2 separate regions of the Mus musculus genome follow, and region 1 is linked to region 2. The links are chromatin loops, found by intact Hi-C in ENCODE. Cell type or tissue: left cerebral cortex. All regions are shown on one strand.

What was found. Peaks named below come from ENCODE experiments on the same cell type or tissue, not always from the same donor. Only the 100,000 strongest peaks of a DNase experiment are listed, where the experiment ranks them.
Region 1: a loop joins it to region 2, with 4 times the contacts of the local background. A loop is called at or near these places in 18 of 42 quality-filtered maps.

The regions. Positions count from the first base shown.
Region 1 is chr5:103,815,092-103,820,091 of GRCm38, forward strand. It overlaps Aff1 (AF4/FMR2 family, member 1), which reads left to right. Exons shown (of 20, transcript NM_133919.4): 6 at 1,122-1,158; 7 at 3,844-3,895. Among named protein-coding and RNA genes, the nearest start is that of Aff1, 63 kb to the left of the region's middle. In left cerebral cortex, CTCF peaks have their summits at 2,848 and 3,718; DNase peaks (open chromatin) are centred at 2,836 and 3,714.
Region 2 is chr5:103,749,210-103,754,209 of GRCm38, forward strand. It overlaps Aff1 (AF4/FMR2 family, member 1), which reads left to right and starts at 4,953. Exons shown (of 20, transcript NM_133919.4): 1 at 4,953-5,000. In left cerebral cortex, a CTCF peak has its summit at 2,960 (motif pointing right); DNase peaks (open chromatin) are centred at 3,933, 4,654 and 4,915; H3K4me3 peaks cover 1,357 bases; H3K27ac peaks cover 1,318 bases.

The DNA.
Region 1 (5,000 bases), 66 kb after region 2:
CACAATATCTGCAGCAGAGGGAAGTGTAGGGGTGTGCTGCAGATACTGTATCCACCACAGTGAGAAGAATACAGGGTGGTGCTCTGGTCCTTGCTCTCTGGAATCTTTGGAGACTGGGCTAAAGGTCACGGTTTAGCTTTTATGGTACTTCCTAAGGCTTTTAGATAATTTATTCTCCTTCTCATGTTAGCAAGAATGTCTTAGAATTGTATAGGGCTTTATATCTTCAAAACTTCTTCGTGCAGTTTCTCATTTGAGGGCTTATTCTCTAGATAACAAACCTTGTTTATCTTATACTTCCTAAAAGTTTTTTGAAGTGAACAGCTAACGCTAATGTTGGTTTCCATAACAACCAAACAGACTACTGGCACGTTTTCAGTGATGTATTGAAACAGCCATCCTTTTCTTTTTGGCTTATACTTTAAAAGTATTTTTCTGTTTTGTTTTAGTGGGCATGGGTGTGCCACCTGCATGCATGACTTTGTGTGTGCAGCACGTGTGTGCTGTGGCCACAGAGGCCAGAAGAGGTTGATGGCTCTCTTGGTACTGGTGTATTAGATGGTTGTGAGCTGTCACGGTGGTGCTGGGAATCGAACTCTGCTCTGTGGAAGAGCCATGATCCCTCTTAACACTGAGCCATCTCTCCATTCCCAGTGTATACTTTTAAATAACCTTTAGCATGGATGTATCCTGAGCGCAGGGGTCTGTCTGGCTCGATGCCATATTCATATTCATATCTCTAGGAACCTTTTCCATGGTACTGTTTTGAGGAGCTCTACCTACAAACCCCAAACTTACCTCGTTTATTCCACCCTGTTTATAACAATGCTTTTAAACCAAGAAGATCCATTAAGAACATGCAGAGATCAGATTGGTCAGTGTCCATCTTGTCTGTTCGGTGTGATTGATGATTTACTGGAGAATTGGGCTGTTTGGGCCTTGCAGAGGCCTATAGAAGGCGGGCGGTTTGCTTCATGTAGCAGGCGATGAGTAGACTGTTCCCTTCGCCATCGCTACATTGTTTTCTCCAAATTTGAGTTTTAGGAAAATATCGTTTGCTATAAAGCCTACATGGTGTTGCTGTAAGCCACACAGCTCTAATGGTGAACGTTTCTTCTTAGGACCCTCTGCACGTCAGTCCTGCAACCCAGAGCCAAAGTGAGTGACCGTCTGCCGTTTGTGTTGCTTACAGAGCAAATCCGTGCTCCTTTGTTGTGGTTTGTTTTTGTTTTTAATAATTGTTAACCGATTTGGCAATGATACACTCAAAACAAAACTCAGAGCCACTCTGTAGGTACTGTATGAAGTAAGCTGTTTTCATTAAATTCTAAACAAATACAAGTTAATATTACATGGCACATTTACTTTTCTTTTTCTTTACATCATGGTACATTTTTTTTAAAAGATTTATTTATTTGTTTTATGTATATGAGTACACTGTTGCTGTCTTCAGACATACCAGATGAGGGCATCGGATTCCAGTACTGATGGTTGTGAGACACCATTGTGGTTGCTGGGAATTAAACTCAGAACCTTTGTAAGATCACTCAGTGTTCCTGACTACTGAGTCTCTCCATCCCTTATGTCTTGTTTTTCAAGACAGGGTTTCTCTGGCTGTCCTAGAACTCACTTTGTAGACCGGGCTGGCCTCTAACTCAGATCCACCGCCTCTGTTGGGTTAAATTAGTGTGCCACCACACCTAGCTGACACATGGTTAGGTTGACTACAACTCTTGGAACTGTATTTAAGGATAAAGTATTTAGCCCATCAGTGGTTTCCTATAGCATGAAACCTGACTCACTCAGCTGTCTGATGCTGGGAGACTGGGCTGACAGTTCTCTGGTTAATGGAATGCTCCTGTGAATAATAATGTGGCCTCTGTGGCTATCAGATGAGCACAACCTCCATTGCAGAGTGTAGCCTGCAGGCCAGTTTCATCTCAACTCAACACAGGCGAGAGCCACTTTAGAAGAGGGAGCTTCCATTGAAAAAATTGCCCTGCCAAACTGGACCTGGGGGGTGGGTAGGGGTGGGGGTGGGGGACGGACTGTAGTCATTTTTTTGACTGCTAATTGATGTGGGAGGACCCAGCTCACTGCCAGCATGCCACCTGTGGGCTGGTGGTCCTGGTGCCATAAGAAGGCACGTGGAGCAAGCTGTGAGGAGCACGGTCAGTAAGGTGTGCTCTTCTATGGTCTCTGCTCTGCTCCAGTTCCTGCCTTGAGCTCCTGCCTTGACTTCCTTGAGTGATGTGACCCTTTTCACTCTAAGCTGCCTTTGATCTTGTTGTTTTAATCACAGCCATAAGGACACTAACTAAGACAGCATTCCTGTCTTAGTATGATAGCAAGTCAGTTTATATTTGGTTTGTTTTTTTGTTCCTGTTGTTTTGTTTCGTTGTTTTTCTGTTTTTTTGTTTTGTTTTGTTTTTGAGACAGTGTTGCTCTGTGTAGCTCTGCCTGGCCTGGAACTTGTTTTGTATGCCAGGCTGACCTTGAACTCACAGAGCCACCTCCTTCTGTCTCCTGATTGCTTGGATTAAAGCTGTGTGCTACCACTGCCCAGTGAATTCTTTTTAAAAAACAAAAAACAAACAAAAAAAGCCAAAAACAACAACAAAAAACCCCACTGAGCCTATTGTACCAAAACATATGTTTCGGAATATCTGAGTGTCTTGCTTCTTATGTCTGTGCTTACACAACATGGCTGCCTAAAGATTTCCAGTTTGCATTGGCCAGGATACCTTCCCATCAGAGTCCTTGTGAGTTCCTGGCTCCTGTAGCTCTAGATGTCTAGGCCACAGGACAGCAATTTGAAAATGTGAGAGCTGCTGCCACCATGAGGAGAGAGTGGGTAACTGCAAGTGCAGGAGGGTTTAAGAGTTGCTCACCCAGCATTGGTCCCCTGACCCTGAGTCCCTGTGTGGACACATCAACGGCCTTTTGGGTACATCAGGACAGTCCTTGGGGATGAATCTCTCTGTGGCACCCCTGTGCCATGTCCCTGAACTTTCTGTCCTGGATCCAGTTCTGTGAACCTGGCTCTCACCCCTCTTCCTCCTGGCCACTGCACACCCAACCTCACCTGGGACACACCCGGGGCTTAACTTCTCCATCTCTCCACATGGGCTCTTCTTCTTCCTGAAGGTCTTCCTGCATCCACACTGCTGGCAGAATCCCACACGTTCTCTCTGATTTAGCCATTGTAAGCTTTCCACAATTGGCCTTTGGTCATTACTGGTAGACTATGGAATCTGAGGACAGTAAATTTACATAATTGCCCCATGTACTTACCTCAGACTGCCCTAGGTAGTGGATGTTTGTGGGCCTGTTTCGTGTCCCTCGGGTACCTTTGCAGAATGGGACAGATGTCTGTATACATATTGGTCTCTACCAGGCTGTCTATAAATAGCAGCTGAGTGAATGAATTATACTATGGGAGATTGACTCCAGGAGGGACAGATGTGGGAGAGAGGCTATACAAAACAAACAAGGATGAACCTGAGAGTCAAGCCAGGTATGATTTGAGAACAGAATTGTCATGGAGCACCCTTAGGGGCCTAATCAATTGTCATCAAGAACAGAAACTGTCCCCCGCAGTTATGAGCAGGATGGGTGCCACCTCAAGCTCTGTGCTCTGGCTAAAAGTCCGTTGCTGCCGTTTCGTTTCCAAAGAAGCATTCTCTTTCATGAGACCATAAATGCTGCCCCAAGCGGCTGCATCAAGTGCAGATTGGTACTGCACCTGGGTAACGGGGAAAAGCTGACAAGAGGGAACTCAGCGAGTGGTTGGTTGTATAAAACTGTTTCCATGCTGTTCTGACTGCATCTTCCTCCCCACAGAACAATATGACACGCCTTCAAAAACCCACCCCAATCCCCAGCAAGGAACCTCGTAAGTAAAAAAGGGAAAAGCAACCTTTGTGTATTAAAATTTGATAATATAGCGTTCAAATTTCCCCTGTAAGCCCATTATGTAGACTGACCCCCCCTCGCTCTCAGCTAATGAGTTCATAAAAGGGCTTCACTGTAGAGGGCAGAAATGACCCCCAGTAATGGCCAGTTGAAGGTTTATGCACTGTCGTAGAATGTGCTGAAGGGGTTTTCTGGAAAGAAAGGTCTTGAGCTATTATTTATGCATTGACCATGGAACTCCAAAGGCTTTGGCTTTTAAAATTTCAAACTTAAGTTACCCTAGCTCTGGAAATTAAATTTGGGGGGGACTATGGGATGAGATTTTCTGCCGTTTTCCAGCCTATTTATTGTCAGTATCCTGTTCTGTTACCTGCTGTTCTTATCCAGGTCAGGCACCTCTAAATGTATTCAGGGATTTTGGAACACTTAGTCTTCACGTTATAGGTGTTTCACTCAGCATTTTGACCCAGTTTGTTTCTTTAAAGTAACCAATTACTATTTCCTTACTGCTTGCCCCATAAGTAATTGCTAGGGACAGAGGGAGGCTAGCTCTTCAGGCTTTCCCCTCCGTGTCTGTGATGTCACCAGCACACTGACTGGTTAGATGGATGTTGCAGATGCTCTCAGAGTTCAGAATCCTGCCCCAGGAGGCCAGAGGAGGGCGTTAGATCCCTTGGAACTGGAATTATAGGTGGTTGTGAACCACCATGTAGGTGCTGGGACTTGAACTCTGGAAAAGAACTGTTGAACTCTTGGTCCTCTGGAAAAGCCACCAGTGATTTTTATATGCTGAGCCATCTCCCTAGCCTGTTTCTTCTAATTTTTTTTTTTTTTTTAAAGCTCAGTTTTTGTTCCTTGTTTTGGGGGAAGGGCATTGCCAGAAAGTGTCAGATGAGTTGGAGAGATTATTACATGTCACTGTCGGAGTGATTCTCATTTCAACACAGAAAGATGAACAGTAGCCTAAGAGTTTTGATAGATGAATTTTCATCTTCTGGAGGATTGTGAGTTGCTTGTTTTTGTCTTGTTGGTTTTAAAATATGTTTTATTTTTGCTTGATCAGAATGTATTTTAATGTGCTCTTG
Region 2 (5,000 bases):
TAGTAAGACACAGGTCTCACTATGTATCCCTGGCTGGCCTTGAATGGACAGAGATCTGACTGTCTTTGTCTCCTGAGTTCTGGAATTAAAGGTGACCTTCCATGTGTAGTGGTACAGGCCTGTTTTCTCTGAAGCTGAGGCAGGAAGACTGAGGTCAGAGTCAATATAGACCACACACACTTGGAGAACTTGTTTAAAAACTGAATGTAGGCTGGGTATGACAGTGTGTGCCTTTAATCCCAGCACTTTGCTAGCTAGGCTGAAGCTGGTGGATCTCTGTGAGGCTAGCCAGAGCTACATAATAGATAGAATCTGTCTAAAAACAAAGCAAACCAGAACACACCCACAAATAAGTATTAAGAAAAAAAAAAAACTTGTATGTTGTTGATTTAATGGGGAAATGATACTTTGAGCTAAGAGTTAGTTCTCACATGGAAGAACAGAGGTGTTGGGGGAGGGTCAAACTAGAAGGTTTTAGGAGTGCAGAAATGGAAGATAAGAATTAGTGAAGCAGAAAGAACAGCTGAAAAGGGTTGAGTTTTGTTTGATTGAGTTCCTCTTAAAAAGTGTTGCAAAGTTTAAAGTCTTCCTTCCCAAACCAGTGAAATCACATTTGCTATCACAGGAGCTGTGAGCAGCTGGCTCTCCCTCCTTTCCTGTTCTCCTGAATGCCTCTTGGGCAAGGAGGGAGGGCTGGCAAGGGCTGTGCTACCCAAGTGTGTTTAATGAGGAGCCCTGCTTGGATACTTGCTGAGCTCTGGGGTTGGGACCCACCCACCCTCTGGAGAGAACAGTCCCTTGGAAGTGGCCCTGTCCTTAATCCTGGCAATGCAGCGTTTAAGATCGATTTGGGATGGATTAGAGGATTGCTTTTCTTTATCCACAGGAGATGGCGAGCGGAAATGAGAGTGAGCAAGTAGTGTTTGTAACAAAGAAGGCACTTGGGGTTGGGAGGAGAGGGCATTTGGAAATTAGAGACCTGGAAATAGATTTCCTTAAATCCCACTTTGCCTTCACACGTACTGAGACGGAGCAACCACGGTGAAGGGGAGGTGTGTGGAGCAATGGTTGTTTCTCATCTGCGGCTCAGACCTTCAGGGAGAGTGTGTATGTATGTATATATATATATATATATATATATATACATATATATATATATATATATATACATATATATATATATATATATCCCTAAGAATTTTAGAGTGAATAAGGCAACCTGCTTAAAAAATAATATATGTAATGTTATGATGGGCGTGGTGGTATAGGCCAGAGTCCCAGTTTCAGAGGCAAAAAGATTGATGCAAGCTCTAGGCCATCCTGGGCTACAAAGCATGTGTTTGGAATGTTTTAAATATTCATCTAAAAGTTTATCAAACAGTGGAGTGTCTCCTGGATGGTTCTAATTTCCATGTCATTCTCTCTTCTCCTCTTCCCTTCTCCTCCCATCTTTCCTCTTATCTCTCTGCTCTGTTCTTCTCTTGCTTCTCTCTCTTCTTGCTTCTTGGGACAGGCTCTTATAACCTAGGTCCTTCCAACTGGTTATGTTGTCTAGCATGGCATTAAACTGCTGATCCTCCTGTCTCAGCAAATAATGACTTATCTAGTGTCCATTTTGGGCAAACTCCATTGAGTTGGTGATTATATTTAAGGTACATGTAGCTGGGGCACAGCTTGAGAGCTTGCCTGACACACACAAGCTGGGGGCTTGAACACGATTACATCATCTACTGAGTGCTGTTGGCATTACATGCATGTGAGAGTTACTTTTAAAGCTCATTAATTTAAAGAGCTAATGAAAAGGCCTTGCTGGCATCCAGGAGGTACAATGACTACCCGCTCACCTTGTAAAATCTGCCCTCTCTGCTTACCTGAGCACCCTGGCCCCGTGGGAGTAATGTAGAAATGGAAAGTTGCTCTTCTGTTGTGTGGGTGATTTGTGCTGTGTTGTTCCACAGTAGTTTTCTATCGTTAAGAGAACATATCCTGGATAATAAGGCAACTCTACATCTAAACCTTATAATGAATCAATTATTAATTAGGATAGAGTCTTGTATGTAGTTTTTGGCTGGCTTGGAACTTGCCACATAGACCAGGTGAGCCTCAAAGTGATCCACTTGCCTCTGCCTGTGCACTGGAACTAAAGATGTGTCTCATTTGTGCAGCTGGACCTTAGCAGTCTTGAACTTAGGTGCTTCCGAGATGAACAGAGCCTCATCCAAGTATGACTTCCTTTGTCTGAGAAACCAAGGATTGTGTGTGCTCACAGCTACTCCAGTCTGCTTTTGTTTACTTTTATTGCTGAACTAGACCTTGGGTCCTGTACGTGGAGATTTTAGGCTCCTGGACTTCCTTCTAGTATGATTGGATCTATTGCTAGATCTTTCCATTTTAGAATATTCTGATTTATATTACAAGCTACTCAGAATCCAGGAACCCAGCCCTGGCTGTCCTGGAACTCACTCTGTAGACCAGGCTGGCCTCAAACTCAGAAATCCGCCTGCCTCTGCCTCCCAAGTGCTGGGATGAAAGCACCACCCCCGGCAATCCTGGGACTCTTATAATGTCTAATTCGAATCCTATTCCATCTTCATGGGTAGATATTTGCTGTATTTTTCTCATTTTATATTTAATTGTCTCAGCAATTATCTGTTGAGAGATGAGTGCAGTTATTTATTTATTTAACGCCGGGCTAGATTTTTTTTTTTTTTTTTTTTTAAAGATTTATTTATTTATTTATTATATGTAAGTACACTGTAGCTGTCTTCAGATGCACCAGAAGAGGGCATTAGATCTCATTACAGATGGTTGTGAGCCACCATGTGGTTGCTGGGATTTGAACTTCGGACCTTCGGAAGAGCAGTCGGGTGCTCTTACCCACTGAGCCATCTCTCCAGCCCCCTAGATTTTTTTTTTTTAAGATTTATTTATTTTATATGAGTACGTTGGTGTTGCCTTCAGACACACCAGAAGAGGGCATCAGATCCCATTACGGATGGTTGTGAGCCACCATGTGGTTGCTGGAAATTGAACTCAGGACCTCTGGAAGAGCAGTCAGTGCTCTTAACTCCTGAGCTATCTCTCCAGCCCCCTGAATTTTTATTTACTTATTTGCATGTGTATGGGTGTTCTGTGTCTATGTATATCTATATGCCACATGTGTGCCTGATTCCTGAAAACAGAAGAAGGCTTCTGATCCCTTGGGACTGGAGTTAAAGACAGCTAAGGGAACATGGATGCTACTTAATGTGGAACCTAGAAAGTGACTCTGGGACCTCTGGAAGAGCAGATGAGCCCTCTCTCCAGCCCTCAGGCATGTTTTTGTAGCATCACATATTGTCATTTGGAACCCATTGCTCCTTAAGTCAAGCAGTGAGTCCTTCCCTCTCACCTTGGTCTGACAGTATGGGAAACTGTCTCACCTGTAGCAAGCTTCCCCTATAGCTCTGAAGGTAAAACCTTATCTTTGCAATAAACACTGAAAGTTGTTTTCCTAGAAGAGAGACTTGCCAGATGCCCAAGTCAGAAGCGTGCGAATTGTTATCTCTAGGAGACATGGTCTATGAAAAACCAGCTAGTTTCTGGTTGGTTTCTCTCTCCAGTCACTTCACACTCATCTTCAGGACTGGTGCTGTGCTTGTGAGCTTAGAACAGAACAGTGCTTTCTGTGCACTTCCCGTTTGTCACAAGGAGGAGGAGGGAGGGAGGAGAGACAGAGAGACTGACATAGAGACAGAGGGAAAAACCCCGCATTTCAGAGTCAAAATTCAAAGGACTAGTTAGTTCATCAAGGGCATTCCTAAAGTACACGAGTTCTCCAAACTACTACTGTAGGTGGTGGAGAAAGCAGTGTCTGGCAACTTGTCTCACTTGCCACCACAGCCTTCATTCCTGCGAAGGCGTCAGTCGTTCTCCACCATCAGAGCTAAAGCCAGGGGAGTGAAAGACAAGCTTTGTCTTGTGTTCTTATGTAAGTAGTTCTGACCTCTGAGAGGGACTACCGGAATCTGGAAACTTGCGGTATTTAGAAACTGGGCAATCAGTTACATGAGCAATATAATGTGGTGAGTCCCGGGTCGAACCCGGAGCGCACCAAGAAAGTGTCCTTCCAGCAGCAGGCTGGTCCTCCGGGATGCCCCTGTTAAGTCTTCTCCCTGCCTTTCTGCCCATCGTTGTTTTCAGCCGCTTCCCAGGCAAAGCCTGGTGTCTTTCCTGTGTCTGAGTTGACGCAATTTTCGATTGTGCTTTCGAGCGTTTACGTTGGTTTGCATCATGGTTTTTGTTTGCGGGGGGTGGGGTGGGGTGGGGTGGAGGGGAAGCAATTCTTTTAATTTATTAGGGGACTTCCCTGAATGGCTGTCTTCTGTGTAATCGCATGTTGCCTCGAAGAGGGAAGTCGTATAAACACTTGTTTCTGGGCACTTTCAAAACTGAAAGCAAAGTTGAAGAAGGGTTGCTAGCCGATCCCTGATGTTTCCGATGGCAAGCCCCGCAGCAGCGGCCAGAAGCAGCGAAGGCAGTGATCCGATGCTCCCACTCCCAGCACATCCCCACGGCAGCAGGACCCTGAGGTCCCAGCCCGAGCGCGGGGATCTCTGTAGCGCGCGTTTGAACACAGCCGAATTGGGGGCAGCGGCGGCGGCGGAGGTGCGCGCTGCCCTTAAAAGGAGGCGGGCCGTACCACCGCGGCGCCTGCGGGGGGGTCCCGGCGAGCTCGGGCACCTCGAGGGGAGCCCAGCGCCGCGCACATCGCCCCCGAAGTGCGGGCGAACTGGGAGCCGGGACCCCGCAGCGGGCGGTGCGGACGCACCCCTTGGTCTCTGGTGACCCGACAGTGCCCCGGGGCGGCGGGCATCGCCGCTCCCTGGGCTCCAGGGAGGTGCGGCTCGCCCGGCTGCCCCCGGTGCCCGGATGTCCGTCAGGCTCGGCGCGAGCCGAGGCTCCGGGGGGCGGAGGCGGTGCTGAGGACACAGAGCTGAGGACGCGGCTGCCGAGAGCGC